Linked DNA regions of Homo sapiens: region 1 is linked to region 2. Evidence: read pairs that join two places in POLR2A ChIA-PET (ENCODE). Cell type or tissue: GM12878. All regions are shown on one strand. Links, peaks and the distances in the headings refer to the core of each region. The heading gives the core; the rest is flanking DNA. Region 1 holds the start of SSU72 (SSU72 homolog, RNA polymerase II CTD phosphatase). Region 2 overlaps ATAD3C (ATPase family AAA domain containing 3C).

Region 1 (15,394 bases), core at 4,740-9,739, 110 kb after region 2:
TAACAGTCACTTCCCGCGGCCCCCCTGCACCCATCACTAACCAGGAAACGTTATCGGGGTCCTCCCGACCTGCACATCTCAACACCCCTGAGGCCCCACCCGGCATCGTGCCAGTGTCCACAGGGAACTGCCTGGGGACTTCACTCCTCTCCAGGCCAAGGGCATCATGTGCAAGAGCTTTAGCTAAGTGGCAGGCTTCCCATTCTGCACCTTCTGCCCCCACCTAGGGGGCAAAGACGCCCCCCGAGTGAAATAAGGTAATGAAGGCACGCTCCTCCTAGAGCCTCCTGAGGGGCCACCACAGGCAATGCCTTTCCCACACGAGGTCCCCAAAGCAGAGCCCGTGGCTGACAGTGTCCCAGCGCCACCCCTGCTGCCACTCCTTCCCCCCACCACACACCAAGAGCACACACACGCACGCGGGGTTCTTCTGGGCCGATGCTTCCTGGGAGATCACCAACCCCTACAGTCCCTCTGTAAAGGAGGAGCTTCCGAATTCTGGGACACTGGGCTCAGCTCCTTCTTTTAGAATGACCAGAGACAGGCTCATCCTCTGCCTATACCAAGTCCTTCCGGATGAGACTGCTGAAGCTGGACTCAGTCCTTGCAGAACGTGGCAAGTACTTCCCAGGTCTGGAACCCAGGAGGTCACAGTGGGCTGACATGAAGGGGCTGAGCTTACACCAATCAAGGGAGTGTGAGGATGTGCGTCACTCTCTGCTTTTCTTTCTCTTACTGAATATACAAGAACTTAAAAATAAACAGTGCTAACTGAAGAGTAATTGTCAAAAACAGGATGTCAGGCTAAGCTTCATGGCACAGAGTTTAATGTGAATCATGAGATGAGACAAAAGCCTCCTCCAGGGCGATGGGAAGACCCAGCCCCAAACCAGACTCTTGAGCACGCAGCCCTAAACCAGACTCCGGGAAGGGGCTGCGTGGTCATGCACCGCCTAAGACTCAGAGGTGAAGATGGGAAGACCCAGCCCTAAACCAGACTCCTGGAAGGGGCTGCGTGGTCACGCATCGCCTAAGACTCAGAGGTGAAGATGGGAAGACCCAGCCCTAAACCAGACTCTTGGAATAGGCTCTGTGGCCACCCATCGCCGTAAGGCTCCGGGATGGAGACAGCATGGACAGGGACCTCGCACAAAGGCATGTCGGGAGGGCCTCCTTTCCAAGGCACAGCCCCACCTGCTCCTTCTCAGCCCACGACGGGAGCAGAGCCATGTCGAAGCCGTGCCCCACACAGGGTGGACAAGGACATGGCCTGACAGCTCCTCAGAAATCCTTAGAGATTTTTCCAAACGCAGGTTACCAGGGCTTCTGCAGAGAGAGGGGCAGCAGGACGTGCTGCTGACAGTCCCTGGGGACTTACACTGACTTGCAGTGAGAGCCCACATCTGCCACCAGGATGGCTCCCAGCACCACCGCGTCACAAGCACCACACTCTCCACCGTGGGACGCCCAGATGGCTCGGCAGGCAGGCCGGGCTGGGGAGCTGACAGCAGACGCCTGGGACTCTGCCCAGCGTCCTCACCCACAACCTTTTAACTGTAACTGGCAGAGGAGACAGCAGGGAGGGCAGAAGGTACAGTGATGGCTAGGATGCAGTTCTAGGTTTTGCCAGACATACTTTCAGGGGCCACTCCTGGCTACCTAATTAATCTACCTGTGTATAAGAATTTTTTAGCTTATTAAATATTCCAAGAGGCCAGGCATGGTGGCTCACGCCTGTAATCCCAACACTCTGAGAGGCCGAGGCAGCTGGATCACGAGGTCAAGAGTTCAAGACCAGTTTGGTCAAGATGGTGAAACCCCCGTCTCTACTAAAAATACAAAAATTAGCCAGGCATGACAGCGGATGCCTGTAATCCCAGCTATTCGGGAGGCTGAGGCAGAGAATCGCTTGAACTTGGGAGGGGGAGGTTGCAGTGAGCTGAGATCAAGCCGCTACACTCCACCTTGGGCAACAGGGTGAGACTCTGACTCCATCTCAAAAAAAAAAAAAAAAAAAAATACAAGAGTAGGGCTGAGCATGGTGGCTCACGCCTGTAATCCCAGCACTTTGGGAGGACGAGGAGGGTGGATCACCTGAAGTCAGGAGTTTAAGACCAGCCTGGCCAACATGGTGAAACCCTGTGACTACTAAAAATACAAAAATTAGCCAGGTGTGGTGGCGCGTGCCTGTAATCCCAGCTACCCAGGAGGCTGAAGCAGGAGAATCACTGGAACCCGGGAGGTGGATGTTGCAGTGAGTCTGCAGTGAGCCAAGATCTCGCCACTGCACTCCAGCCGGGGTGACACAGTGAGACTCTGCTGGGAAAGGGCGGGGATGGCAAGAGTGCCAATACATAGACAATGCTGGGCAAGGCCAGAGATGCTGGTCAAGGGCGGGGATGTCGGGAGAGGGCGGGGATGGCAACAGTGCCAACACGAAGATAAAAGGTTTAGCATTTGACACCTATTCTCTTTTCATTTGGAATACGTTTGGCCTGGCCTCCGTTCTGAAAACTACAAATCACTCACTATAACAAAATAAGATCCAGAAACTTTCCATTAGCGTGGGGGTGACCATGAAATGCCTGGTCAAAAACCCGGGCACTGATTGTCATAACCATTATGCAACTGGTGTTGCGTCCATCAGAATCTAGTTTAAGAATACTCTTCTCTCTATAGGAGTCTTCGCGGCAGACCTAGCCTGCTCTGTGTCCTCCTGAAATGAAGGAATGTTCTCTCCCATTATTTCTTCTAACAGCTTGGTTAGCAAGCTCCGCCCTCTTCTTTATCTGACCTTCTAACGACCTCACCAGATGTGTGAAGCAGCCCGGCTCCATGTGTATCAGGCACGCACGCACACACGCACGCACACCAACCTGCAAAGGAAATAACGGGGCAGCCCTGCAGTGTGAAAAGCAATGGGATTTTGTGGGTTCCACCTCCTCACCTAAGCATCCCTGGTCTACGCTATGTCACGACCCTCTGCTGAACCACGTCAGGGTGAACCCCACACCGTGTCTGTGCGCCTCACCACGCCTACTGCCATGGGTGGCACTGGAACTAACCCGTGGACGATCCGACGTGCACCAGGAATAGAAACCAAGCTCTCGCAAAGACAGAGGAGCCAGTGTGTGCACTGCACAGGGTGACACGCCTCCTGTGCCCGAGCCACACGTAACACCTTCCAGGGAGGACCACACGGGGGGTTTTTAAAGGGCAACCCGCTGGGATACAGTTCTTTGTCTTTCCTAAGAAGATCATTGTACATCTGGTCATATGTGGTTTTGAAATCATAAACATTGGGCTTGTCGGGAGCTGGTCCTGGAAGCTTCACGTGAGTCCCTGTTCCAAAGGATCGGACGCTGAATCCCCGTTTGCTGAAAGACAAAAGGAGAGAAAGAATCACAGTCACACTAAGACACAAAATTCCAAAAGCAAGGGACAGCAAATGGGATAGAAACAAAATGAGTAATTTCATTGGCTCATAGTAGAGAATATGTCTTCAAATTTTTAATCTAGGCCGGGCATGGTGGCTCGCGCCTGTAATCCCAGCACTTTGGGAGGCCAAGGCAGGCGGATCATGAAGGCAGGCGGATCATGAAGGCAGGCGGATCATGAAGGCAGGAGATCAAGACCATCCTGGCTAACACGGTGAAAACCCGTCTCTACTAAAAATACAAAAAATTAGCCGGGCGCGGTGGCGGGCACCTGTAGTCCCAGCTACTCGGGAGGCTGAGGCAGGAGAATGGCGTGAACCCGGGAGGCGGAGCTTGCAGTGAGCAGAGATAGCACCACTGCACTCCAGCCTGGGCGACAGGCTGTAGCAAGTTACACAAAAGCAATCAAACCAGAACTGACCATCACAAAGCCACATCTGAACATCATAGCTTGTTTAAGGCTTTACTTTAAACTGAAAGGACTGACTGATGTGGACTTGGGGAAGATTTCATCAGAACATTTTGGCCATCGACCAACGTCCTGGCTTTGGAGGATCCAAGTTCACAGGATTCCTAAGGGACTCACAAAGGTCCAACTGCCCGCTCCACCACAGGAAACTCTGTCTCCCCCAGTTTCCCAACACCCCCACGATGTGGCTCCATGGGAACCGAGACCCAACACCCAAAGGAGTCCCACAGGCTCAGGGTTGCTGCAGGCAGAGAACAGATGCCGCGATGGGTCCGACGGTGCTTGTTCCTTGGACTTCCTAGTCACAGGTGAGGAAACTGACCAAATACTTTTCCTAATCAACTGGAGAAAAGAGCTGAACAGGAAACGTGTGTCATGTGCCACCAATGAGCTCTAGTTCACGCAAGGAGAAAGAGAGGTCGTCTCCAAACACTGATGGAGTGTGGTAAGACCAGAAAATTCTTCTGTCATCGCTGACAAGCACACTTAAGTTTGTCACAACAAGTTACATGTAAAAAAGTTACTTTGGCACCGAGTGCGGTGGCTCACACCTTCAATCCAGGCACTTTGGGAGGCCGAGACAAATGGATCACCTGAGGCTGGGAGTTTCAGACTAGCCTGGCCAGGAGGCGAAACCCCAGCTCCGTTTCTACTAAAAAAAAAAAAAAAATTAGCTGGGCATGGTGGTGCGTGCCTGTAATCCCAGCTACTTGGGAGGCTGAAGCATGAGAATCGCTTGAACCCAGCAGGCACAAGTTGCAGACATTGGAGATCTCACCACTGCACTCCAGCCTGGGCAAAAGAGCGAGACTCTGTCCCAAAAAAACAACAAAAAAAGTTACTTTGGTATAGAACATGTGTTCTTGTAAAGTCACAACTGATACTTATAATTACCTAAAAAATATAGACTTCTCAACCTAGCTTTATTTATAAATCACAAAAGGTTTGCATCTGAAGGAATCTGCCTGGCTCAGGGCGCAGGGCGCACATACACTTCCATTAACACTAAACTCCTCTTACAGGCCTGTCATTCTTGTTCAGAAAAGTGCTGCTGCTTCGCTCTTGAGCAAGAATGACACACAGACACGTGAGGAGTTCCATATTATTTTAAAAAAAGAAAAGTAAGGCCGGGTGCGGTGGCTCACGCCTGTAGTTCCAGCAATTTGGGAGGCCGAGGTGGGCAGATCATGAGGTCAGGAGATCAAGACCAGCCTGGCTAACATGGTGAAACCCCATCTCTACTAAAAATACAAAAAATTAGGCGGGCGAGGCGGCGGGCGCTTTTATAGTCCCAGCTACTCGGGAGGCTGAGGCAGGAGAATGACTTGAATCCGGGAGGCAGAGGTTGCAGTGAGCTGAGATCGCGCCACTGCACTCCAGCCTGGGCGACAAGAGCGAGACCCTGTCTCAAAAAAAAAAAAAAATTACTGAATGTTGAATGAGTAACAGTGTCACAAGAGAGGAAAAACTCAGGCAGAGGGGGCTGCTGGAGTGTAACCAGTCTCTATGCGGATAATGGGGCAACACCCAGCAAGTGAAAACTACCTGTGCCTTTCTCACAGACACTGGCTTCTAGAAACCCGCCCTACGGACATACACGTGCCTCTGCAACATGGCTGCCTGCAGGATGCCCACTGCCGGCCTTCCACAGCCACAAAAGAACAGACAAGTAGAATAATCCATCCATGGGGCAGGACAGGCCATGCGGCTCCACGCGCACCTCCGAAGATGAGTAGAGGAAGCAAAAGAGCCCAAGGGCACCCTGCTGCGCCACCACACACGTCACCCACACACACAGAGAAGATGTGCTCATCTAGTGTACGTGAAACACCTGAGTCCCCTGAGGCTGATGACAGCTGCGTCAGTCCTTACATCCCTAGATATTCCGAGCTACACAACCCGGCTCTCCAAACATCTACCACACACGGCCAGAAATGTGGCACAATAGCAGCGATTCATGACTACAAACCCGTGTTCACGGCACCCGGACTGTGAAATAAACGTGAAAATGCTAAAATTAAAATTCCTGACATTCAGTCATAACCACAGATCCTGACGGAAACATGAGGTTAAAGCAATAAAGTCAACTGTTGGTTGTGACTGAGAGGGTGACGGAGGCCCAGACACAAGGCATACCACAGGGAGCACACGTGAGAAACAACAAGCCTAAAATGACTTCCTTACCAATTCAGACAACATACAATAAAATATGTTCCGTCAAAGCACAAACAAGGGCCGGACGCGGTGGCTCACTTGAGGTCAGGAGTTCGACAACAGCCTGGCCAACATGGTGAAACCCTATCTCTACTAAAAATACAAAAATTAGTCATGGTGGCACACGCCTGTAATCCCAGCTATTCGGGAGGCTGAGGCAGGAGAATTGCGTGAACCCCGGAAGCGGAGGTTGCAGTGAGCCGAGATCGCGCCATTGCACTCCAGCCTGGGAAACAGAGCGATACTCTGTTTCAAAAAAAAAAAAAAAAATCGCACAAAGAAGCCCAGGATCAGCGTGATCACAGCAGCCAAAGGAGACAGCCTGCCTCCCAACACCAACAAGAACTCACCACCTGCTGGACGTTCCTTTAAGTTAGCCTATTTAAAAACAAAATGCAGTTTGTTTTTCCCCCAACAAAAGGTTCACGAATGGCAAAAAGGCTATTTAGCAACAGAAGCAGTATTTCTCCCAAACTGATGCAACCGACAGGGCAGCCAGCTTGCGACTCAACAGCGTTTCTTACATAAAAGCAAGGACAGCTTGGAAAACACTCCTGACACCAACAGGCTTCGCCTGAAGGGCCAACGCCTTTGTAAACTAATCTTCCAGACAAGTATTTGTCTGGTATGCCAAACAACTGTCTTTACAAGTACCAAAAATCTATCAGAGGGCTTGTAATCCCAGCACTTTGGGAGACCAAGCAGGTGGATCACTTCAGCTCAGGAGTTTGAGACCAGCCTGGCCAACATGACAAAACCCCGTCTCTACTTTAAAAAAAAAATAAAAAAATAAAAAAAGCCAGGCGTGGTGGTGCGCGCCTGTAATCCCAGTTACTCCGGAGGCTGAGGCTGGAGAATCGCTTGAACCCGGGAGGTGGAGGTCGCAGTGGGCCCCGTGATGGTGCCACTGCACTCCCGCCTGGGTGACAAAGTGAGACTCTGTCTCAAAAAAACTCCAAAAAACTATCATAAAGAAGCCATCAGGCGGGGCATGGTGGCTCACGCCTGTAATCCCAACACTTTGGGAGGCGGAGGAGGACGGATCACTTGAGGTCGGGAGTTTGAGACTAGCCTGACCAACATGGAGAAACCCCGTCTCTACTAAAAATACAAAACTAGCCAGGCGTGGTGGCTCATGCCTGTAATCCCAGCTACTTGGGAGGCCAGGAGTTCAATACCAGCCTGGGCAACACAGTAAGACCCTGTCTGTAAAAATAAATAAATAAATAAGGCCAGGCACGGTGGCTCACGCCTGTAATCCCAGCACTTTGGGAAGCCAAGGCAGGCAGATCACCTGAGGTCAGGAGGTTGAGACCAGCCTGGCCAACATGGTGAAACCCCGTCTCTACTAAAAATACAAAAAAATTAGCTGGACATGGTGGTGCATGTCTGTAGTCCCAGCTACGCAGGAGGCTGAGGCAGGAGAATCGCTTGAACTCGGGAGGCAGAGGCTGCAGTGAGCCGAGATCTTGCCACTGCACTCCAGCCTGGGCGACAGAATGAGACTCCGTCTCAAAAAATAAAATAAAAGAAAAAAACAAAAAAACAAAAACAAAAAGCCACAAAACAAACAAACAAAAAACCTAACTGGTTCCAAGGGGACACTTTAATCCTTGGAGCACCAAGCGCAGGAGGCTCTGTGGAAACGTACGGCGGAGTCTTCTGGCGCTGCCCTGAAACATGAGGACTCCCAGGACTCTGGTATTTGAAACAATTTAGTCTCTAACACCAAAGATGATCACCCCAGAGAACGCTAACATGTCGACACTTACTATCACTTGGATTTATCAGGAAAATAGAGTCCACGCTGATTTTCAATAGGGTGAAATTGTTACTGTGTCTGTTTTTAGAGACAGAGACTTGGTTTGTCGTCCAGCCAGGAGTTCAGTGGCGCAGTCACAGCTCACAGTCATAGCTCACCACAGCCTCAACCTCTTGGGCTCAAGTGATCTTGCTGCCCCGTCTCCCAAGCAGCCAGAATGACAGGCATGTGCAACCACATGTGGCTAAGTTTTAAAATGTTTTGTAATGATAGCGGGTCTCACTGTGTTGCCCAGGGCTCAAACTCCTGGGCTCAAGCAATCCTCCTCCCTCAGCCTCCCAAAGTGCTGGACTATAGGCCGAAGAGCCACCTTGCCAGGCCCAAAATTTTTAAAAGGGGCGAGGTTCACTGATCAGCTAGCTACTGTGCCTGCTCAGTTAACTACAATTCCTTCTGACAATTTTATTTCAGCTTTCCTGTGCAGTTTTATGTAGCCCTACCCAACTGCATACAATTTTCCTGCTTTTTTCACTTACCATAAGCATTTCCTACGCTTTTCACATCATTTTTAACGCCTAAAAGACTCTCTAAATCTGACTTTCACAAGCTTTCCCAGTGTAACAGAAAAGCACTATCACACAGAGTTTCTGAGTATTAAAACTCTCTAAATAAACCCAAATCAATAGACAAAGGACATAAACAGGTAATTTTCAAAAGCAAAAATGCTCTGGGTGCGGTGCCTCACACCTGTAATCCAAATGCTTTGGGGCGCTGAGGCAGGAGGATCGTTTTAGCCCAGATATTCAAGGGTGAAGTGGTGAGCTATGATCACGCCACTGCACTCCAGCCTTACTCTGGCTTGAAAAAAAAAACAAAAAAAAAAGGGAAAATGACAACAGACATAAATTCCAACTTCAATAAGGCCAAGCTAGAAAACCGAGACATGGAAGAACACCCTGCCGACCAGAGGCCAGGAGAAGTGGAGTGAAATTTCCTAAGAGTCTGAAGGATTTCCTGCCCGTTACCCCCGAGACCCCAGTCATGACATGGAGGAAGAGCCACATGCAAGATGGACACAAGCCACAAGCTGTGCTGTGAACCTGGGCACTCAGCGCCAATGCCACCAGTCTGTGAGTCTCTGCAGGGACCCCCCCCACCCCAAAATCGGACTGCCAAATTCTCCCGTTTGACTGGGGTATTATAGAAAATTATTTGTATGAATAATGAAAATAAGCCATCTCGTGGCAAAAAAAGGAAACTAATGATGTGAATACTAACTATGGAGCAGACAACAGAACAAGAGCTTATCCCCGATGCATGCGTGAACACATGGAGACAGACGGACACCAAAATGGTACCTCTGAGAGACCACTTTCATTTTCTACAGTAAGAATTTCTGCAACAAGCAGGCTGGGCGTGGTGGCTCACGCCTGTAATCCCAGCACTTTGGGAGGCCAAGGCGGGCAGATCACGAGGTCAGGAGATCGAGACCACCCTGGCCAACACAGTCAAACCCCATCTCTACTAAAAATACAAAAAATTTGGCCGGGCGCGGTGGCTCACGCCTGTAATCCCAGCACTTTGGGAGGCCGAGGCGGGCGGATCACGAGGTCAGGAGATCGAGGCCATCTGGCCAACACGGTGAAACCCTGACTCTACTAAAAGCACCAAAAATTAGCCGGGCGTGGTAGCGGGTGCCTGTAGTCCCAGTTACTCAGGAGGCTGAGGCAGGAGAATGGCATGAACCCGGGAGGCGGAGGTTGCAGTGAGCTGAAATCGCGCCACTGCACTCCAGCCTGGGCGACAGAGTGAGACTCCATCTCAAAAAAAAAAAAAAAAAAAAAAAAAAAAAAAAAAAAAAGTTAGCTGGGAGTGGTGGCAGGCGCCTGTAGTCCCAGCTACTCGGAGGGTTTGAAGGAGAATCGCTTCAACCTGGGATGCAGAGGTTGCAGTGAGCCAAGATCGTGTCATTGCACTCCAGCCTGGGCGACAGAGGGAGACTCCGACTTCAACAAAAAAAAAAAAAAAGGAAATTGAAGGTCTATGTCTAAATTAACTTCATGATATCCATATTCATGATATCCATAATAGATGTCACCTTAAATTTACTTCCTTTTGACTCTCTTCTGAGTCTACTCTTTTATGAGTAAATTTGAATGATGGCGGCACAGGTAAAAGCACACCCAAGAATTCATTATTCAGAGGTGCTCTCCGCTCCTTTTCCAGAGACCACAGCTCTGCCAGCAACGGCCACTGGCCACTCTGAACTAAAAAGGACTTGGTCATCTTCAGTCATCGTCTCAGCGAGGTTATGACTGGCATGTCTTTAAAGTAGCCGCTAAACCTGATTTTATTAACAAGATAGCTAAATAATTTTTTTTTTTGAGACAGAGTCTCGCTCTGTCACCCAGGCTGGAGTGCAGTGGCCGGATCTCAGCTCACTGCAAGCTCTGCTTCCTGCTTCCCGGGTTCACGCCATTCTCCTGCCTCAGCCTCCTGAGCAGCTGGGACTACAGGCGCCCGTCACTATGCCGGGGTCATTTTTTTGTATTTTTTGTAGAGACGGGGTTTCACCATGTTAGCCAAGATGGTCTCGATCTCCTGACCTCGTGATCCACCTGCCTCGGCCTCCCAAAGTGCTGGGATTACAGGCGTGAGCCACCGCGCCCAGCCCTAAATAGAATTTTTAAAACATTTCCTTTTGTTAAGATTTCTACTCCATCTTGCCAGGCGCAGTAGCTCACGCCTATAATCCCAGCACTTTGGGAGGCCCACGCAGGCGGATCACGAGGTCAGGAGATCGAGACCATCCTGGCTAACATGGTGAAACCCCGTCTCTACTAAAAATACAAAAAAATTAGCCGGGCGTGGTGGCGGGCGCCTGTAGTCCCAGCTACTCAGGAGGCTGAGGCAGGAGAATAGTGTGAACCCAGGAGGCGGAGCTTGCAGTGAGCTGAGATAGCACCACTGCACTCCAGCCTGGGCTACAGACTCCCCCTCAAGAAAAAAAATATATATTCTACTCCAACTTTATTTTATTTATGTATTTATTTGAGATGGAGTCTTGCTCTGTCGCCCAGGCTGGAGTGCAGTGGCATGATCTCGGCTCAATGCAAGCTCCGCCTCCTGGGTTCATGCCATTCTCCTGCCTCAGCCTCCCGAGTAACTGGGACTGCAGGCGCCCGCCACCACGCCCGGCTAATTTTTTTGTATTTTCAGTAGAGACGGGGTTTCATCGTGTTAGCCAGGATAGTCTCAATCTCCTGACTTTGTGATCCGCCCATCTCGGCCTCCCAAGGTGCTAGGATTACAGGTGTGAGCCACTGCGCCCGGCCTACTCCATCTTTGTTATGCAGGTACAGCAGAAAATCTTGAACAAAGGATCACCAAGGAGAACCAGCAGAACCAGAAGGTCTCCAGCCCATTTGTTATTCCAATTAACAATAATTTTGTCTTGGGGGGGGGGGGGTGAGCCTTGCATTGTTTTGCTTAAATGTATCAAATTTTTACAGGTAACTGCAGTTTATAAATGAAGATCCAGCACAATGTAATTCTAGCACATTTCTAGTTTTAAAAACAACCTTTGGCCGGATGCGGTGGCTGACGCCTGTAATCCCAGCACTTTGGGAGGCCGAGGCGGGCAGATCACCTGAGGTCAGGAGTTTGAGATTAGCCTGGCCAGCATGGTGAAGCTCCGTCTCTACTAAAAATACAAAAAAAGCCGGGCGCAGTGGCTCACGCCTGTAATCCCAGCACTTTGGGAGGCCGAGCGGGCAGATCACGAGGTCATAAGATCAAGACCATCCTGGCTAAGATGATGAAACTCCGTCTCTACTAAAAATACAAAAAAAAAAAAAAATTAGCCGTGCCTGGTGGCCGGTGCCTGTAGTCCCAGCTACTCGGGAGGCTGAGGCAGGAGAATAGCTCGATCTCGGGAGGCACAAGTTGCAGTGAGCCGAGATCGCGCTACTGCACTCCAGTTTGGGCGACAGAGCAAGACTCTGTCTCAAAAAAAAAAAAAAAAAAAAAAAAAAAGAAAGAAAAGAATAAAGAGAAAGAATCAGCAGATCATGAACACTTGACACTGATTTTTGGGGGGTGTTTTTTGGTCTCCAACTCCTGACTTCAGGTGATCCGCGTGCGTCGGCCTCCCAAAGTGCGGGGACTACACGCGTGAGCCACCGTGCCTGGCCCACGTGACACTGTTAAAAACGGAAAAAAAAGGGGGACTGTTAATTTTCCCAAGTTGCTCAGGAAAGTTATAGCTGGACTGCGAGAAGAGAAGCGAAACACTGTTTTCATTTAAAGTTCACGTAGGTAACTTTGGAGGTAAAAAAGCCATTTCAACTTTCTTACTATCAAAGTTGACACATACCAAATTTTAACTGTAAGTCAAGTGGTCAGTTTCTCAGTTTGCTATGTGACTGAACAAAAAACTTGTTATCAAGCAGGAATAAACTTTCATTAGACATACGCTACGCAAGAGTCACAGGCGGCCAGTTAGCAGGGAATATAAACTAGCAGAGCCAAACCAAGTCCACGTTGTATTCCAGAAACTACCGGTTGGAGGCGTTCCAGGGAGGAAGAGAGGATCTTTCGCAAAAAAAAAAAAAGAAGAAGAAGTAGCAAACACACAAATCCATGGCATTAAAAAAAGAGACCGCTTTGTTATTTACAACATCGTGGTATGCCGTGATTGTGTTGCGCGCCGTTTCCAGGGAAGGTGGCCAACGACGCACACGAAATACCATGATCGGCCGCCGCCGCGCAGCCCCTCGCCGCGGACGCTACCCTCGCCCCCCGGGCCCGGCCTCGGAGAGCTCGAAGGACCACCGGACAGCGGGCGCCTCGTCCCGGAACCTGCCTTCCCTGTGATGCCCACCCGCGTGTGGACTACGCGCGCTGCCGTCCAGCTGCCATCCCAACCAGCCGACCCACGAGCGCGGCCCGGCCCGGCTTCCTCTCAGGGGTCCTGGCGCGGGCCAGGGGGAACCGGGGAGGAGGGAGGGCCGGTCGCCGGAGCAGAGCGCGCGGGGACAGGGTGGAGCCCAACTACCTGAGGATGTTGTGCGCCTCCATGCTCCGGTTCTGGTTGCTCGAGCACACCACCGCCACCCGCAGCGGGGACGACGGCATGGCGGCGGCCGCAAATCCCGCGGCTCTCCCGCTTGGGTTCCCACCCTACCGCGGCGCTTCCGCGCGAACAAAATGGCGGCCGCGGTGGCCGGAAGCGGGCGACGCGAAACGACGGCGCCGGCGGTGTAGCGTGCGGCGACTGCGCGGCGGCCTCCCCGCCCACCCTGGGCGCCGGGCCGCGGACGGAGCGCAGGCACTGGCCTTCGGGCGCGCTGCACTCGGCGAGGCCGGGGGCGGCCAACGCCGCGCCGGCCCCCGGCGTCCGCAGCAGAGACCCGCACTCCACAAGGCCCGGCTGAGCGTCACGGCGCCAAGCGGCGGCGTCCTGACATCAGCACCCCGCGCCGGCGCCTAGTGTGACGCGACGACGTGCGGAACAACAGGACGTCATAAGGTGTCGCCGCCGCCTTTGGGAGCGATGCGAAACGCCGCGCTTGCCGGAGATAGCATTGAGGGCCCTTCCGCGGCCCGGCGTTTCGTCTCTTGGGACGATTTTGTGCGTTCCCTCGGTCCCCGTGGGGCCCATAGTCCTCACTTCTGCCACCCCAGAGTCGTCGCGCTTCACTAGACCCGCTCCCTCCACTGTCCCGGAGGCCCACAGACATTCCCGCATTCTGAGGCTCGCTCCCGTCCCGTGCCGCTGTTACCGGCCTCCGGCCCCGGCTCATACAAGCAGGAGCACATCGCTCTTTTATGAAAGCCCTTCAACATTTAACGTTTAAATGCGAGGGCCGACCTGTGACAGACCTGGTTGGGAGTGCACGTCGACTAGGATCTTCCTCGCCTCGGGCTTCCTTGGAGAGGCCGCCGGCTGGTCTGAGATTTGGGTCCAGTTACAGTAAATCCAGTCAACGCGAGTGTGTCATTCCCCAGCTATGCCTGTCTGCCTGGATGCAGCCTCGCGGTGGACAGTGGGCTGATGTTTTGCCGTGGGAGCGCCACGGACGGGAGAGGGAGTGATAATGATTGTCAACCTAATAACAGGCTAACTGAAAATGATATTTATTTGGGAATAGGGCGTTGGCGAATATGCGTGCCATAGTAAACGATTTGCGCATTCAGGAAAGTAATGGTTTTTAAAGAAAAAATGAAGAGGAAGATAATGGTTTGGAAATAATTAACCTTGGCTACAAAGAACAGTAACAAGTGTACTCCCGGCCGGGCGCGGTGGCTCACGCCTGTAATCCCAGCACTTTGGGAGGCCGAGGCGGGCGGATCACGAGGTCGGGAGATCCAGACCGTCCTGCCTAACCCGGTGAAACCCCGTCTCTACTAAAAATACAAAAAATTAGCCGGGCGTGGTGGCGGGCGCCTGTAGTCCCAGCTACTCGGGAGGCTGAGGCAGGAGAATGGCGTGAACCCGGGAGGCGGAGCTTGTAGTGAGCCGAGATCGCGCCACTGCCCTCCAGCCTGGGCGACAGAGCCAGACTCCGTCTAAAAAAAAAAAAAAACAAGTGTACTCCCGTTCCAGGGTTGGACAGGCAGTTGCTGGGCAGCTGTCCTTGCTGAAGTATTTTTTGTGTAAGATTGCCTTAGTGCAAGGTTGTGGTTTTTGCAGAATCTTGTGATAGTTTTTCTTATTATTGATTCATGAGAATTCTCCATGGCCTTTCCCAGCTGTCTTTGTCAAGGTATTTTTTAAACATAAGTGAGTCCACTTTTATTTGACAACTTGGGTATTTTCCCCTTTTGATTGAGATCTTTCTCCAAATGCATCACTAATGAGTCATCCTGTAATTAGGTTTTGATAGTCCCCGTGCTGGGATGAACTTGTCCCAGATAGCTGGTCTGGTCCCACACTGGAGAGAGTGGCTGCTGGGAGTCATTGTCAAAACCCTTTTTTACCATATTTGAGCATCAAAGGAGGTTTGAAGGGTGTGGCTCTCAGGCTAAGTCTAACCTGGAGTCCATTATTAACTTCAACTTTTGTCACTTCTGTAGTCTTTCTATCATCTCAAAGTGCTGTGTCAGCATTATTCTGTTAGAAATTGTACTTGTAGCCGGGCGCGGTGGCTCACGTCCGTAATCCCAGCACTTTGGGAGGCCGAGGCGGGTGGAACACGAGGTCAAGAGATCGAGACCATCCTGGCCGACATGGTGAAACCCTGTCTCCACTACAAATACAAAAGTTAGCCGGATGTAGTGGTGCGCACTTGTAGTCCCAGCTACTCAGGAGGCTGAGGCAGGAGAATCACCTAAACCCAGGAGGCGGAGGTTGCTATGAGCTGAGATTGTGCCTATGCAGTTCACCCTGGCAACAGAGTGAGATTCCATCTCAAAAAAATAAAAAAAAAGAAATTGTCCTTTTGCAAAATATGGCAATGAATAAGTTTAAAAGGGGAAAATACAAGGTAAAATCAATAATAATATGACTAT
Region 2 (15,394 bases), core at 4,163-9,162:
TGCTTCCCCTTCCCCTCCAGCAGGTCAGCCGGCGGCTCCTCAGTCGACCCCAGGACGTGCTGGAGGGTGTTGTGCTTAGTGTAAGTCGGTGTGCCTGGGACCGGGGAGGCGCAGGGAGGGGACCCCGGAGCTGGGCTGGGCTGTGGCCCTTGCTGGCGCTCCTGGTGGCGCCCAGGATCTTTTGGGTCCTGAGATGCGACTGCTTGGACCGTGCCGGGGATAGATAGGCTGCCCACGAGCTGGGTGGCTCCCCGGAGAGCGGAGTCCACACCCAGGCATTCTCGCAGCCCCTGCCCCCGAGGCTTCTGTGGGTGCAGACTGTGTCCTCCAAGCCCCTGTCTTCCTCGGCAGCCCAGCCTGGAAGCACGGGTGCGCGACATCGCCATAATGACAAGGAACATCAAGAAGAACCGGGGCCTGTACAGGCACATCCTGCTGTACGGGCCACCAGGCACCGGGAAGACGCTGTTTGCCAAGGTGAGAGTGCCTAGCTGAACAGGTGGGCCAGGGGCCGCTGGGGTCTCACCTGCCTGCAGGTGTCTGGGGGGCTCAGCTGCCTGGGGAATGGACCCCCCTTAGGCCTTTGCCCACCCTCGTGTAGGCTCAGGGTGCTGGTGTGGGCAGCAGCGCCTCCCATCTTCCAGGCGGGGGACGTCTCCTGTCTGGCAGGCTGTGGCTTCCAGGCAGGGACGCTGGGCAGAGCCTCCACACTCCGGGTGGAGTGTGCAGGCTTTGCAGAGGCGGAGGGAACATCTGTTCTGTCTCCCCTCACTCTTCTTGTCCAGAAACTCGCCCTGCACTCAGGCATGGACTACGCCATCATGACAGGCGGGGACGTGGCCCCCATGGGGCGGGAAGGCGTGACCGCCATGCACAAGCTCTTTGACTGGGCCAATACCAGCCGGCGCGGGTGAGACGTCCCCACAGCATGCACCAGGCCCTTGGCTGCGGCCCAGCAGGCTGCCTTCTGGGAAGGGGGTCCAGGTGTCTCTTGGGGACCCTGTCTTTCTGCAGCTCTGTCCTTGTGGCCACGCAGGAGGCCCAGTGGAGGGTCCCTCGGAGGGAAAGTCCCCTGAGTGTGGACCCTGGTGGACACGAGGCCCCCAGCGTGTGGAGGCTGCCAGTGGGATACTTGGCTCAGGGCAGAAGGGAGGTGGGTGGGTGCAGGGGGAGAGGGGTCTTCACAGCTGCAGGGGAGGCTCCTCCACAGCCGCCCTCCCCCCAACACGCCTGCAGGTGGGCGTGGGCACTGGTTGCCTTTTCTAGAACCATTTGAAAGTTAGCTGAAGACAGCATGGCACACTCCCTTCAATAGGTCCCACAGTGACCCCGCGCAGGGCACAGCCCGGGCACCCTTGTGGCCTCGGCTGTCCTCGTTGGAACCACGATGCTCATGGTTGGCACCCTCCCCTCTGGCCTTTGACCTTTCACTTTAGAAGACCTGTCCCTGGTGTGGACTCTAAGCGGCCACCAGCGCTGCACTGGGCTGAGTGGGGGTGAAGCCTGCGGGGCAGAGTCTGCTTCTGTCGGTGGATCAGCTTCTGTCAGGTCCAGGACTTAGGGCTCCGTGGGGCAGAGCCTGACCCCGTGGGGATCTGCCTGCTTGGCCTGCTCCTGCCATGGCCGGACGCCGCTGTGGGCTGCTCCTGGCATCACTCTCACCCAGCTTGGCCTCCCTCTCGTCCACAGCCTCCTGCTCTTTGTGGATGAAGCGGACGCCTTCCTTCGGAAGCGAGCCACTGTGAGTGTCACTAAGCCTCTGTCTGGCCACAGGAGGGTGGTGGGGTGTGTGCGGCTGTCATCCTGGGCCAGGCCGCAGCCCACTGCTCAATTTCTTTTTCTCTAAGTTTTGTGTGAAAAACACAGCATTTTTGGCCAGGTGTGGAGGCTCACGCCTGTAATACCAGCACTTTGGGAGGCCGAGGCAAGTGGATCACGAGGTCAGGAGATCAAGACCATCCTGGCTAACACGGTGAAACCCCGTCTCTACTAAAAATACAAAAAAAATTAGCTGTGCGTGGTGGCGGGCGCCCGTAGTCCCAGCTACTCGGGAGGCTGAGGCAGGAGAATGGCGTGAACCCGGGAGGCGAAGCTTGCAGTGAGCCGAGATCGTGCTGCTGCACTCCAGCCTGGGCGACACAGCGAGACTTCATCTCAAAAAAAAAAAAAAAAAAACAAAAAAAACAGCATTTTTTTAGGTCAGCTTAAAGTTAAGGTTTGGCTTTTGAGTGTTTTTTGTTTTGTTTTGTTTTGTTTTTGAGATGGTGTCTTGCTTTGTTGCCAGAGTGGAGTTCAGTGGCGTGATCTCGGCTCACTGCAACCTCCGCCTCCCAGTGCAAGCGATTCTCCTGCTTCATCCTCCCAAGTAGCTGGGATTATAGGCATCCGCCACCACACCCAGCTAATTTTTGTATTTTTAGTAGAGATGGGGTTTCACCACGTTGGCCATGATGGTCTAGATCTCTTGACCTTGTAATGCCCCTGCCTCAGCCTCTCAAAGTGCTGGTATTATAGGTGTGAGCCACTGCACCCGGTCTATTTTTATTTTTATTTATTTGAGACAAAGTCTCACTCTATCCCTTAAGCTGGCTTGCAGTGGCGCAATCTTGGCTCGCTGCAACCTCCGCCTCCTGGGTTCAAGCTGGTCTCCTGCCTCAGCCCCCTGAGTAGCTGGGATTACAGGTGTGTGCCACCACATCCAGATAAGTTTTTTGTATTTTTAGTAGAGATGGGGTTTCACCATGTTGGTCAGGCTGGTTGAGAACTCCTGACCTCAAATAATCTGCCCGCTGCTGCCTCCCAAAATGCTGGGATTACATGCGTGATCCACCACCCCCAGCCATACAGTTATTATTTTAAGACAGGGTCTCTGTCGCCCAGGCTGGAGTGCAATGGCGCGATCTTGGCTCACCGCAACCTCCGCCCCCTGGGTTCAAGCAGTTCCCCTGCCTCGGCCTCCCAAGTAGCTGGGATTACAGTCATGTACCACCACACCCAGCTCATTTTGTCTTTTTTTTTTTACTAGAGACTGGGTTTCTCCATGCCGGTCAGGCTAGTCCCGAACTCCCGACCTCAGGTGATCTGCCTACCTCGGCCTCCCAAAGTGCTAGGATTACAGGCGTGAGCCACCGCGCCAGGCCCCAGCTAACTTTTTTGTAATGTTAGTAGAGATGGAGTTTCCCCTTGTTGCCCAGGCTGGGCTCGAACTTCTGAGCTAAAGAGATGCTCTTGCCTTGACCTTCTGAAGTTCTGGGATTACAGTCATGAGCCCCCACGCCCAGTCAGGGTTTGTTTTTTTTTTTTGAGACAGTCTCACTCTGTCGCCCATGCTGGAGTGCAGCGGTGCCATTTCAGCTCGCTGCAACCTCTGCCTCCCAGGTTTAAGTGATTCTCGTGCCTCAGCCTCCCACGTAGCTGGGACCACAGGTGTGCCACCACGCCTGGCTAATTTTTGTATTTTTAGTAGAGACGGGGTCTCACCATGTTGGCCAGGATGGTCTCAAACTCCCAACCTCGTGTGATCTGCCTGCCTCAGCCTCCCAAAATCCAGGTTACATTCGTGAGTCACCGCCCCTGGCCCTGGTCAGGCTTTTGAGTCTAGATCCGTGAAAGTGTCGCCATGTCCCTGCTCCCTGCAGGAGGGAGGCCTGTGGGACTTTCTGCTGTGGCTGTTTACAAGGCTTTGCTCCTGGTGCCTAAGGCTGGAACCTTCTCTCTGCAGGAGAAGATAAGCGAGGACCTCAGGGCCACACTGAACGCCTTCCTGTACCGCACGGGCCAGCACAGCAACAAGTGAGGGAGCCCCTCGGGTCCTGGGCCCCCGGGCAGGGCTGTGCAGCCGTCACCCTTGGTTCCCACCGAGGGACCTGAGGGGCCCTGGCTCACAGTGCTGGGCAGCTGCCGTGGCCTCAACGTGCCCACCTTGGATGTCCCCTGGGAACGGCCCAGCTCAGGACAGCACGGGGTGTCACTGAGGAACATGCGGGGGCCTCCCGGGCAGAGCTGGGGTCAGTCCTGTCCTCACGGCCCTGTGCACCGCCGCCCCAGCTTGCAGGTCCCTCTGCCCCTAGGTTTCTGCGGTCCTGTGCCTGCAAGGGAGGTGGTCTCATCGTGTGAGGCTCTGCTGGGTCTCCCTTGGAGGGTGTGTGTGCCCTGGGGTGGGAGATGGAGACAAGTTTGCTCCCACGGGAAGTTGGACACCAGCAGGTCCTGTGTGTCGGGGCGGAACCTGGGACCTTGGTCCCCCGCCCGGATGCTGGCCAAGGGTGCACCCTCCAGGCTTGGGGCCCACCCGACTTTGTGTGGCCTCTGTGGGCTGCCGCCCAGATGTCCCCCATAGGGTGACCGCCCCATGGCCAGTCTCCCTAGTCCCTCCCAAGTCCCCTAATTTTGAGTTTTCTTGGTCTCCTGGGTCCCTCCAGCCCCAGTCACGTGTCACATGGAGGATCAAGTCCTGCTGGTCGGCCGTGGCTGACTCCTCAGGCACGTTGGGCTCCTGGGTCAGCTGCTGCCGGTAGACGCTCCCTGGAGCCCTGACTCGGGTCCTTCCCAGAGAGGCAAGGCTGGGGCCCTGCTGAGCCTCCAGTGAACCCGGGCCCCCGAGGTCCTGCTCCTGGCTCGCGTGGCAGTATTTTTTTTTTTTTTTTTTTGAGATGGAGTTTTTGCTTTTTCTGCCCAGGCTGAGGTGCAATGGCGTGATCTTGGCTCACTGCAACCTCCACCTCCTGGGTTCAAGCGATTCTCCTACCTCAGCCTCCCAAGTGGCTGGGATGACAGGCGTGCGCCACCACACCCGGCTGATTTTTTGTATTTTTTCTTTTTTAGTAGAGATGGGGTTTCACCATGTTAGTCAGCTGGTGTTGAACTCCAGACCTCAGGTGACCCACCCGCCTCGGCCTCCCAAAGTGCTGGGATTATAGGCGTGAGCCACTGCGTCTGGCCAGCGTGGCCACAATCTTGACATGGACTCTGGGTCCCGCATCCCTGCTCCCAGCACAGCGGGGCTCAGGTAGCAGGAGGGAGTGGTGTTCCCGGCACTGCCTATCAGGCTGGGCGACGGTCAGCGGGGAAGTACCACACGGGGCAAGAACAGAGGCCCAGGAAGCCGGGCAGGGGGACAGCTGGGCGTGGTGGGGCAGGCAGGCGGGTGACCATGGCTGTGGCTGCGTTCTCCCCATGTTTCCTGTGCTCACAAGCTGCCACTTTAGATTCTCCCAGAAAGTCTTCCTGAGGGGGCTGAGGAGCACCTGTTCCCCTGGGGACAGCTCGGCCGGCAGCCCCAGCGTTTCCTTCCCCATCCCCGCCCCGCAGATTCATGCTGATCCTGGCCAGCTGCCACCCCGAGCAGTTCGACTGGGCCATCAATGCCTGCATCGACGTGATGGTCCACTTCGACCTGCCAGGGCAGGAGGAGCGGGCGCGCCTGGTGAGAATGTATCTTAACGAGTATGTTCTTAAGCCGGCCACAGAAGGAAAGCGGTAAGTGTCCCGCCCCACCAGCCCCCGTCCAGGGGCCCTCGCTCAGGGTCCACCCCTGCTCCTGTTCTCCGGACACACCCAGCAGGCCCTGTCTCCAGGATGGGCACCACCTCCCTGCCCTGCGGTTTCGTGCAGGAGCCCTGTGGGCCCCAAGGGTCCCAGAGGCCGCATCCAGGGAGGTCCTGCCACCCTTTCCTCATCCCCACCTGAGAACAGCCTGGTGGCGTGTCTTCTGGTTTGGAGGCACAGTCCACTATCACTTACAAACCTTTAACATTTTTTTTTTTGAGGCGAAGTCTCGCTCTTGTCCCCCAGGCTGGAGTGCAGTGGCACGATCTCAGCTGACTGCAACCCCTGCCTCCTGGATTCACGCGATTCTCCTGCATCAGCCTCCTGAGTAGCTGGCATTATAGGTGCCCACGACCACGTCTGGCTACTTTTCGTATTTTTTGTGGAGATGCGGTTTCACCATGTTGGCCAGGCTGGTCTTGAACCCCTGACCTCAGGTGATCCGCCCGCTTCAGCCTCCCAAAGTGCAGGGATTACAGATGTGAGCCACTGTGCCCGGCCTCTTTTACGTTCCTCTTCACTACGCGGAGAGCTGTGAGGAAATCCTGTACCTGGCCACCCCCAGACCCTGGCAGTGAGGGGAGGTGACGTGGAGTGTTGCTCTGAGACCCCCATGTCGGAATTCGAAGGAGAGTCTCCTCATGAGACCCCCATGTAGGGACTGGAGGGAGAGGCTCCTCATGAGACCCCCATGTAGGGACTGGAGGGAGAGGCTCCTCATGAGACCCCCATGTAGGGATTGGAGGGAGAGGCTCCTCATGAGACCCCCATGTCGGGACTAGAGGGAGAGGCTCCTCATGGTCCACTGCTGGCTTCTGGCCTGGCCTCCCTGCAGCTGCCACACCCGGCCCTGGAGCCTCGTGGTGTGGGGCGCGGCTCTTGCTTCCTGCTGCACATGTGCCTTGAGGCTGTCAGGCTCCCTGTTGCTGGCGGTGGGTGCAGCAGGCACGGTGGGCAGAGCCCTCCAGGTGATGAGGGGCCCTGGCGCCTCACACTGGCTGCCTCGGGAACACTCCAGATGAGCAGAGGCTGCTCTACTTCTTGGCGTCCCCAGGGCCCCGGTTTCTGAGTCCTTCTGTGCACCTGACCCAAATCCCTGCTGTCGCCAGTGACGACAAAAGCTGCTCTGTTCCAAAGAGAGCCTGGTTCTCCCCTGCCGACCCCTCCACTGCCGCCTGCTCCATGCTAGACCAGCTTTCCGGGTCTCAGTTTCCCTATGCCCTCCCCTTCCCTGGGCTCCCCGACACCCATGGCTGCTCGTAGCTCTGGCACCATGACCTGGCTTCTGTGGCCTCCAGGCAGAAGCTTTTTTGCTAGAACTCAGGGCTCTGCCACTGCCAGTTTAACGGCCATGCGCCCTGTGGGTGCTGAGTGGACAGGGCTGGTGTTAGGAAGGGGTGCGGCCATCTCCAGGCCCCACAGCCGCCCCCTTCCTGCTCAGCCCAGGCCTGGCTTGCGTCAGGAAGGGGGCGGAACTTGGCTGTCACAGGTAGAGAGTCCCTCTCAAGGGGGCATCTGGCATGGGTGTCCGCCTGGCTGCCTGTCTTCCGGCCTCCACCTCGTGGTGTGGGAGCTGCTGCCTTGGCCGGCCCACTTGGGAACTCCTTCCCCAGGCGTCTGAAGCTGGCCCAGTTTGACTACGGGAGGAAGTGCTTAGAGATCGCTCGGCTGACAGAGGGCATGTCATGCCGGAAGATCGCACAGCTGGCCGTGTCCTGGCAGGTGAGTCAGGCTCGGGTGCACCCACCCAGATGGAAGCCCAGCTGCTGTGCAGATGCTTGGTTGCGCCAGGCCTGTCCCAGCACCGGTGTCACGTGGGAGCTTCTGTTGAGGGGTTTTCAGTGCACAGATGTGACACGGGGCCCCTGCCCCAGTTGGGCCACTCCACGCAGCAGCGTGCACCTGCTCCAGCAAGAAGGGTGGGGCCATGTCAGTGGCTGACGGTCACAGGTCAGGAAGCCAGTGCGGCCTCCTAGTAGCCCGGGCTCTGCCAGGTGGGGCGGGAGGCTTCTGATGCTCACCTTGGCAGACAGGCACCCCCCAGTGTGAATGGTCATCAGGACAGGCCCCTTGTGAGTTTGGTGGTGGGGGTGGAGGGACGTTGTGTTTCTTGGACCAAGTCCATTGGCTTGGTCCTGCTTGACGGGCCCAGACACATGGGTGGGAGTTGTGGCCTCTGATTGTCCCACAGCCAGTTGTTTCTCAGGGGCACCCCTCCTGCAGCTCCATGGCTGCCCCAGGGCCAAGGAGCTGGGACTCACAGGAGTGTGGGCACGGCCATCCAGAAAGCTTTGGTCTTTGGGGGTTGCTGGAAAAGCAAAACCAGGTCTGTGGGGCAGAAGGCACCCTGGCCATGCACAGGCATCGCTGCCTCTGGGGTCCACAGAGTCTGTGTGACAATCTGGTCACTCGATCTAGCAGCACATTATGTGTGACAGCTTAATGAAGTAGCCAACTACCTTGATTTGAACGTAGGAGCCGGGGTATGTAGGGAGCTGTATTAGTCAGTACAGGCTGGGTTATGCCGCTGTGACAAAGAACCCCAGATCTCAAACCCCGTCCTTCTGGGTCAGCTGAGGTCTCTGTTCCAGGCCATCCCCACTTGGGACCAGGTCTGTTTCCACAACTAAGAAAGCAGAGGCCGGGCATGGTGGTGGCTGATGCTTGTATTCCCAGCATTTGGGGAGGTCAAGTCAGCCAGATTATTTGAAACCAGGAGTTCAGGACCAGCCTGGAAAGCAAGTCAAGAACCCATCTCTACAAAAAATAAAAAAAATTAGCTAGACCTAGTGGTGCATACCTGTGATGCCAGCTGCTTGGGAGGCTGAGGTGGGAGGATCACTTGAGTCCAGGAGGCGGAGGCTGCAGTGAGCTGTGATTGTGCCACTGCACTCCAGCCTGGGTTACAGAGTGAGACCCTGTCTTAAAAAATAAGAATAATTTGGTCATGGCTTATGCCTGTAATCCCAGCATGCTGGGAGGCCAAGGAGAGAGAATCACTTGAGGCCAGGAGTTCGAGACCAGCCTGGCCAACATGTCGAACTCCACCTCTACTAAAAATACAAAAATTGGTCGGGCATGGTGGTGGTGCATGCCTGTATTCTCAGCTACTCGGGAGGCTGAGGCAGGAGAATCGCTTGAACCCAGGAGGTGGAGGTTGTGGTGAGCCGAGATCGTGCCACTGTACTTCAGCCTGAGCAACAGAGTGAGACTGTCTCAAAAAAAAAAAAAAAAAGAACAGGAGTGTGGTCGACTGCTGGGCCTGCCATAACCACTGGGGCGTGTGTGCCCACAGCTCTGAAGGCTACAGGCCCAAGGTCAGGGTGCCAGCTCGGTCCCTCCCTGTGGAGTGTTCTTTGCTGGGTCCTCATGTGGCAGAGAGAGCAACTCAGCTCTCTCTGGTGTCCCTTATAAGGACACTCATCCTGCACTGCTCACAGCGGTGGTGGTGAGCCAACACGCCCAGCACCAACTTTGTCCTTCAAGAGTTTTTTTCTTTTTGTGCCGGGCACGGTGGCTCACGCCTGTAATCCCAGCACTTTGGGAAGCTGAGGTGGGTGGATTGCCTGAGGTCAGGAGTTCAAGACCAGCCTGGCCAACATGGTGAAACCCCGTCTCTACTAAAAATACGAAACTTAGCTGGGCGTGGTGGTGTGTGACTGTAATCCCAGCTACTCAGGAGGCTGAGGCATGAGAATCACTTGAACCCTGGAGGCGGAGGTTCCAGTGAGCTGAGATGGTGCCATTGAACTCCAGTCTGGGCTATTCAGGATCCCTTGAGATTCCATATGAATTTTAGGAATGGTTTTCCTATTTTTGTAAAACATAATTGAGGTTTTCACAGGGATTGCATTTAGTCTCTATGTTGCTTTGATGTCTCTCAGCAATATTGTGTGGTTTTCTCTTTTTGTCTTTTTGAGACTGAGTCTCGCTCTGTCGCCCAGGCTGGAGTGCAGTGTTGCGATCTTAACTCACTGCAACCTCCGCCTCCCGGGTTAAAGTGATTCTCCTGACTCAGCCTCCTGAGTAGCTGGGATTACAGGCACGCGCCAACATGCCCGGCTAATTTTTGTATTTTTAGTAGAGACGGGGTTTCACCATGTTGGCCAGGCTGGTCTCGGTCTCCTGACATGAGGTGATCTGCCCGCCTCAGCCTCCCAAAGTGCTGGGATTCATTCAGGTGTGGGCCACGGAGCCCGGTCAGTTTTCACTGTGCAAGTCTTTCACCTTCTCGGTCAAGTGAATTTCAAAGTATTTTATTCTTTCGGATGCTATTGTAAATGGAAATGGTTTCATAATTTCCCTTTCAGATTATTCATTGTGGGCCAGGCGCGGTGGCTCATGCCTTTAATCCCAGCACTTTGGGAGGCTGAGGTGGGTGGATCACAAGGTCAGGAGATTGAGACCATCCTGGCTAACATGGTGAAACCCCATCTCTGCTAAAAATACAAAAAATTAGCCGGGCGTGGCGGCAGGTGCCTGTAGTCCCAGCTACTCGGGAGGCTGAGGCAGGAGAATGGGGTGAATCCTGGAGGCGGAGCTTGCAGTGAGCCGAGATCGTGCCACTGCACTCCAGCCTGGGCGACAGAGCAAGACTGTCTTTAAAAAAAAAAAAAAAAAAAAAAAAAGATTATTCATTGTTAGTATGTAGAATTGCAGCTGTTTTTGCTGTTGATTTTGTATCCTGTAACTTTGCTGATGTCACAGGGTTGTTTTTTCCAATATGGATTCTAGGATTTTCTACATATAAGATTATATCATCTGAGAACAGGTGATTTTACCTCTCCCTTTTCAGTTTGGATGACTTTTCTTTTTCTTGTCTAATGGCCCTGGCCACAACTTCCAGTGGTATGTGGAATAGAAGCAGTAAAGCATTCTTGCCTGGTTCCTTACTCAGAGGAAAAGCTGCCAGTTTTTCACCACTGAGTATGTCACCTGTGGGCTTGTGATATATGGTCTTCATTGTGTTTAGGGCGTGTCCTTCAATTCTTGGTTTGGTGAGTGTTTTTATCATAAAAGTGTGAGGTGGGTGGATCACCTGAGGTCGGCAGTTCGAGGCCAGCCTGACCAACATGGAGAAACCCCGACTCTACTAAAAATACAAAATTAGTTGGGCGTGGTGGTGCATACCCATAATCCCAGCTACTTGGGAAGCTGAGGCAGGAGAATCGCATGAATGCGGCAAGCAGAGGTTGCGGTGAGCCGAGATCCTGCCATTGCACCCCAGCCTGGGCAAGAAGAGCAAACTTCTGTCTCAAAAAAAAAAAAAAAAAAAAAATGGCTGGGCGCGGTGGCTCACGCCTGTAATCCCAGCATATTGGGAGGCTGAGGCGGGTGGGTCATGAGGTCAGGAGACTGAGACCATCCTGGCCTGGCTAACATGGTGAAACCCTGTCTCTACTAAAAAATATAAAAAATTAGCTGGGTGTGGTGGCGGGTGCCTGTAGTCCCAGCTACTCAGGTGGCTGAGGCAAGAGAATGGCGTGAACCCGGGAGGTGGAGGTTGCAGTGAGCCGAGATGCCTGGGTGACAGAAGGAGATGTCATCTCAAAAAAAAAAAAAAAAAAAAAATTGTATTTGGCCAAATGTTTTTCCTGCAACAGTTGAGAGGGTCATGTGGTTTCCTTCCTCCACTCTGCTAATATTGACTGATTTTTGTATGTTGAACATTTTGTATGTGGAACATTGATTGATTTTCATATGTTGAACTGTCCTTGCATTCCAGGAATAAATCCTGCTTGGTCAGGGTGTGGAATCCTTTTATTATACTCCTGAATTCGTTTTGCTGGCATTTTCTTGACGACTTTTCCAACGATGCTCATCAGGGATATTGGCATGTCATTTTTCTTGTGGTGTCTTTGGCTTTGATATGAGGGTAATGCTGGCCTCTTAGGATGAGTGAGGAAATGTTCTTCAATTTGTCCAAGAGTTTGAGGAGTGGTACTGATTCTTCTTAATGTTTTGTGAATTCACATGTGAAGACATCAGGTCCAGGTCTTGTCTTTCAACTTTTATAGTTTGAAGATTTTAGGTTCCCAGAAAAGTTGCAAGAGTAGCACAGAGACTTCCTGGGCCTGGGACCTTGCCACGTGGTGAACATCATGTGTCACTGTTGGACCCACCCGCGACCAGGTTTTGCCCCAGAATCCCACCCAGGAGGCCACGTGACATTTAGCTGTCACTTCTGGTGGGCTCCTGCCAGGTCCCGTGCTTCCTGGAGGGGTGGCTCCGTGAGCATCTGCTCACCCCCTTTCCTCTGCTGGGCCCTGGGTGAGGTGCAGCCACTCGGGTGGACCCTGAGGGTCCCTGCACCTGTTTGCCCTCTCTTGGGTGGGCTCAAGACCAAAAATGATGTTGAGCAGTCCTGGGCCCCTGAGCCACAGTGGCGGTCCGGCTCCGGTCAGTGTCTCCTGCGCTCCCGGGCCCCCGACCCACAGTGGTGGTCCGGCTCCGGTCAGTGTCTCCCCACACAGTGGCTCTTGGTGAGGGATGGGCGCTGGCAGAGGGGACGGGCACCACGTGGTCATCCCCATGGCAGGTTCTATCGTGGTGACGGTGTTGTGGGAGGATGGTGTGCTGCTGCCCCTGCACCCCGTGAGATGAATCCTGCCTCTGGGAGGCATAGCTGGGATGGGGCTAGGGACCCGCTCAGCTGTCCGGGAAGGGTCCCCTGCCCTGTGCTTCCTCCAGGCGTCCTGGTGCGCTCTTGAGCATGGCGCCCAGTGGGGGTCCCCACACCCTCACCCTGACCCATGGGTGCCTCCCCTTGGGGACTCCATGCCCTTTGCTGGCATTGGGATGGAGAGTGACCTGTCCATGGCAGAAGGGCTGGACCTGAGGCTGCCTGAAGCCACACCAAGGGCCACAGCCCCAGCAGCTCCAGCCTTCACATGCTAGATGCCAAGCCCTGTGCCCAGGAGGACAGGGAGGTGGGGGCAGAGGTGGCCTTGGTGCCACCAGCCACGTGCCTCAAGGTGGGCAGTGGCTGCCTCTGCCCTGGAGGCCTGTGAGGGTCAGGGTCTGAGGGTCTGAGGTGCACTATGACCCGGGGGCACTGCCTGACCACGGCTGAGACACGCAGAGGGTCTGCAGTTCCCACCTGCCTCTGGGAAGCTGCCCTGGGTCGGCCGTCAGTGAGGCTCCGCCTTGGGCTTTCTATTAGAAAGTCATTGAGCAACATTGGTGCTGAGGACGCAGGCAGGGCTGTGGGCACTGCAGGGGCTGCCCCCGGTGTCCACACACGTGCTGGGCTCTGCCGAGGTGCGGGTAGCCTGTGTTTCACGCTCAGGCCATCCTGGAGCCCCTGGTTTGGTCCCTCCCCACCTCAGGGCCCTGGCGTGCATTTGGGGTGGGGGGTTCCCATGGCGGCCTCCCTCAGCTCCCTCTCTCCCCACTAGGCCACGGCGTATGCCTCCAAGGACGGGGTCCTGACCGAGGCCATGATGGACGCCTGCGTGCAAGACTTTGTCCAGCAGCACCAGCAGATGATGCGCTGGCTGAAGGGGGAGAGGCCTGGGCCCGAGGACGAGCAACCCTCATCCTGAGTCCATGGGGAGACCACACCTCACGGAGCCTGGCCGCGGACCCCTCCCACCCCTGCCTTTGCGGCCCCGCACATTTAGGAAATACTCCCCGTAATAAAGTCCCACGGGGGCCGCACCGCTGTGTCTATTGGCTGACACGGGGCGGGGTTTGGGGCCCCCTAACGTCCCCCTGGGGTCAAAGGTGACAGAAAAGGCAGAAGCTGGGGCTTTCTGGAGGATTTAACCACAGAGGGGTGGGCTTCACAGGAGGTGGCTGCCACGGCGGGGCCGGGTGCCCGTGCCCCATCCTGAGGCCGTGCATACGCGGGTGCCCCTTCGCCTCCCTCCCCTCCGCCAGAGCTGCCTGTGGCCAGACACACGGTGGAGGGAAGTGCACGCGAAACAGACACAGCGGCTTCAAATAGATGCCGCCCCTGCCCGCGCTTTGCAGCTAGTCCCTGCAAACCTTGATGATGGGGCTGGGCGCGGTGGCTCACGCCTGGAATCTCAGCGAGGCCAAGGAGAGTGGATCACCTGAGGTCGGGAGTTCCAGACCAGCCTGGCCAACATGGTGAAACTCCATCTCTCCTAAAAAAAAAAAAAAAAAAAAAAAAAAAAAAAAAAAAATTAGCCGGCCGTGGTGGCAAGTGCCTGAAATCCCAGGTACTCAGGAGGCTGAGGCAGGAGAATCACTTGAGCCCGGGAAGTGGAGGTTGCACTGAGCTGAGACCATGGAATTGCACTGCAGCATGGGCAACAAGAGTCAAACTCCCTCTAAAAAAAAAAAAAAAAAAAGGGCCAGGTGGCACATGCCGGTGGTCCCAGCTTCTTGGCTTGGAGGCTGAGGTAGGAGGATCGCCTGAGCATGGGAGGCAGAGGTTGCAGTGAGCCAAGATCGCACCATTGCACTCCAGCCTGGATGATAGAGTGAGACTGTACCTCTAAATAACCAAAACCTTGATTACAGCCATGGGGTGGGGGTGGGGGTCAGGGGCGTCTGACTATGGCTGGGGAACTCATTTGGTTTTTCTCCTCTCTTATTTTTTTGGGTAGAGACAGGGTCCCTTTGTTGCCCAGGCTGGTCTCCAACTCCTGGGCTCAAGCAATCCTCCTGCCTCGGCTTCCTAAAGTGTTGGGATTACAGGCTTGAGCCACCGTGCCTGGTCTGTTTTTTTTTTTTTTTTGGCAATAGAGTCTTGCTCGCCCAGGGTGGAGTGCAGTGGTGTGATCTCGGCTCACTGCAACCTCCACCTTCAGGGTGTCAGGCCTCTGGGCCCAAGCTAAGCCATCATATCTCCTGTGACCTGCACTTATACATCCAGATGGCCTGAAGCAACTGAAGATCCACAAAATAAGTGAAAAGAGCCTTAACTGATGACATTCCACCATTGTGATTTGTTTCTGCCCCACCCTAGCTGATCAATGTACTTTGCAATCTCCCCCACCCTTAAGAAGGTTCTTTGTCATTCTCCCCACCCTTGAGAATGTACTTTGTGAGATCCATCCCCTGCCCGCAAAACATTGTCCCTAACTCCACCGCCTATCCCAAAACCTGTAAGAACTAGTGATAATCCCACCACCCTTTGCTGACTCTCTTTTTGAACTCAGCCCGCCTGCACCCAGGTGAAATAAACAGCCTTGTTGCTCACACAAAGCCTGTTTGGTTGTCTCTTCACACAGATGCACATGACACAGGGTTCAAGCAATTTTCATGCCTAAACGTCTGGAGTAGCTGGGATTACAGGCGCATGCCACCATGCCCAGGTTAATTTTTGTATTTTTGGCAGAGACGGGGGTTTCACCATGTTGGCCAGGCTGGTCTCAAACTCCTGTTTTCAGGTGATCTGCCCACCTCGGCCTCCCAAAGTGCTGGGATTATGGGTGTGAGCCATTGTGCCTGGCTGGCATTTTCTGGCTTTTTTTTTTTTTTTTTTTTTTGAGACAGAGTCTCACTGTCGCCCAGACTGGAGTGCAGTGATGAGATCTCTGCAGCTGTGTTATATGTAAATTTTCTGTGCCACCAAAGAAGTAGAACTCGAATATAAAGTTTTCTCAGCTAGATAATTTACTTCTATAGAAGGGGGGGTCTCATAGATGGAGCAATGGCAAGCGCTTGGACAAGGGAGGGGAAGGGGTTCTTATTCCTGACGCGGGTAGCCCCTACTGCTGTGTGGTTCCCCTATTGGCTAGGGTTAGACCGCAGTCTAAAGTAATGCCCATTGGCTTTAAAGAGAGCAGGAGTATGGGCCAGAGTGGCGGGGTGAGTGGTTTGGCAGGAAAAACAGTTATGGGACGGGTAACTAAAGGTGACTCAGGTCAAAGCA

The links. Peaks named below come from ENCODE experiments on the same cell type or tissue, not always from the same donor. Only the 100,000 strongest peaks of a DNase experiment are listed, where the experiment ranks them.
Region 1: POLR2A ChIA-PET joins it to region 2 with 5 read pairs; 5 of 35 experiments call an interaction of 5 or more read pairs at or near these places.

The regions. Positions count from the first base shown.
Region 1 is chr1:1,561,540-1,576,933 of GRCh38, forward strand. SSU72 (SSU72 homolog, RNA polymerase II CTD phosphatase) reads right to left here and starts at 13,324. Exons shown (of 5, transcript NM_014188.3): 1 at 12,939-13,324; 2 at 3,234-3,377. The coding sequence starts at 13,018. It overlaps SSU72-AS1 (SSU72 antisense RNA 1), which reads left to right and starts at 13,408. Exons shown (of 1, transcript NR_197593.1): 1 at 13,408-15,394. RefSeq lists enhancers at 8,946-9,447, 13,408-13,517, 13,528-13,597 and silencers at 12,808-12,887, 13,128-13,287, 14,947-15,116. In GM12878, for the core only: no CTCF peak of the experiment used is centred there; no DNase peak of the experiment used is centred there.
Region 2 is chr1:1,455,440-1,470,833 of GRCh38, forward strand. ATAD3C (ATPase family AAA domain containing 3C) reads left to right here. Exons shown (of 12, transcript NM_001039211.3): 5 at 21-80; 6 at 352-477; 7 at 786-910; 8 at 1,690-1,741; 9 at 3,722-3,792; 10 at 5,311-5,478; 11 at 7,161-7,269; 12 at 12,945-14,724. The coding sequence ends at 13,091. Among named protein-coding and RNA genes, the nearest start is that of ATAD3B, 8.6 kb to the right of the region's middle. RefSeq lists enhancers at 6,187-6,961, 7,047-7,126, 7,147-7,206. In GM12878, for the core only: no CTCF peak of the experiment used is centred there; a DNase peak (open chromatin) is centred at 7,230; H3K4me3 peaks cover 1,059 bases; H3K27ac peaks cover 569 bases.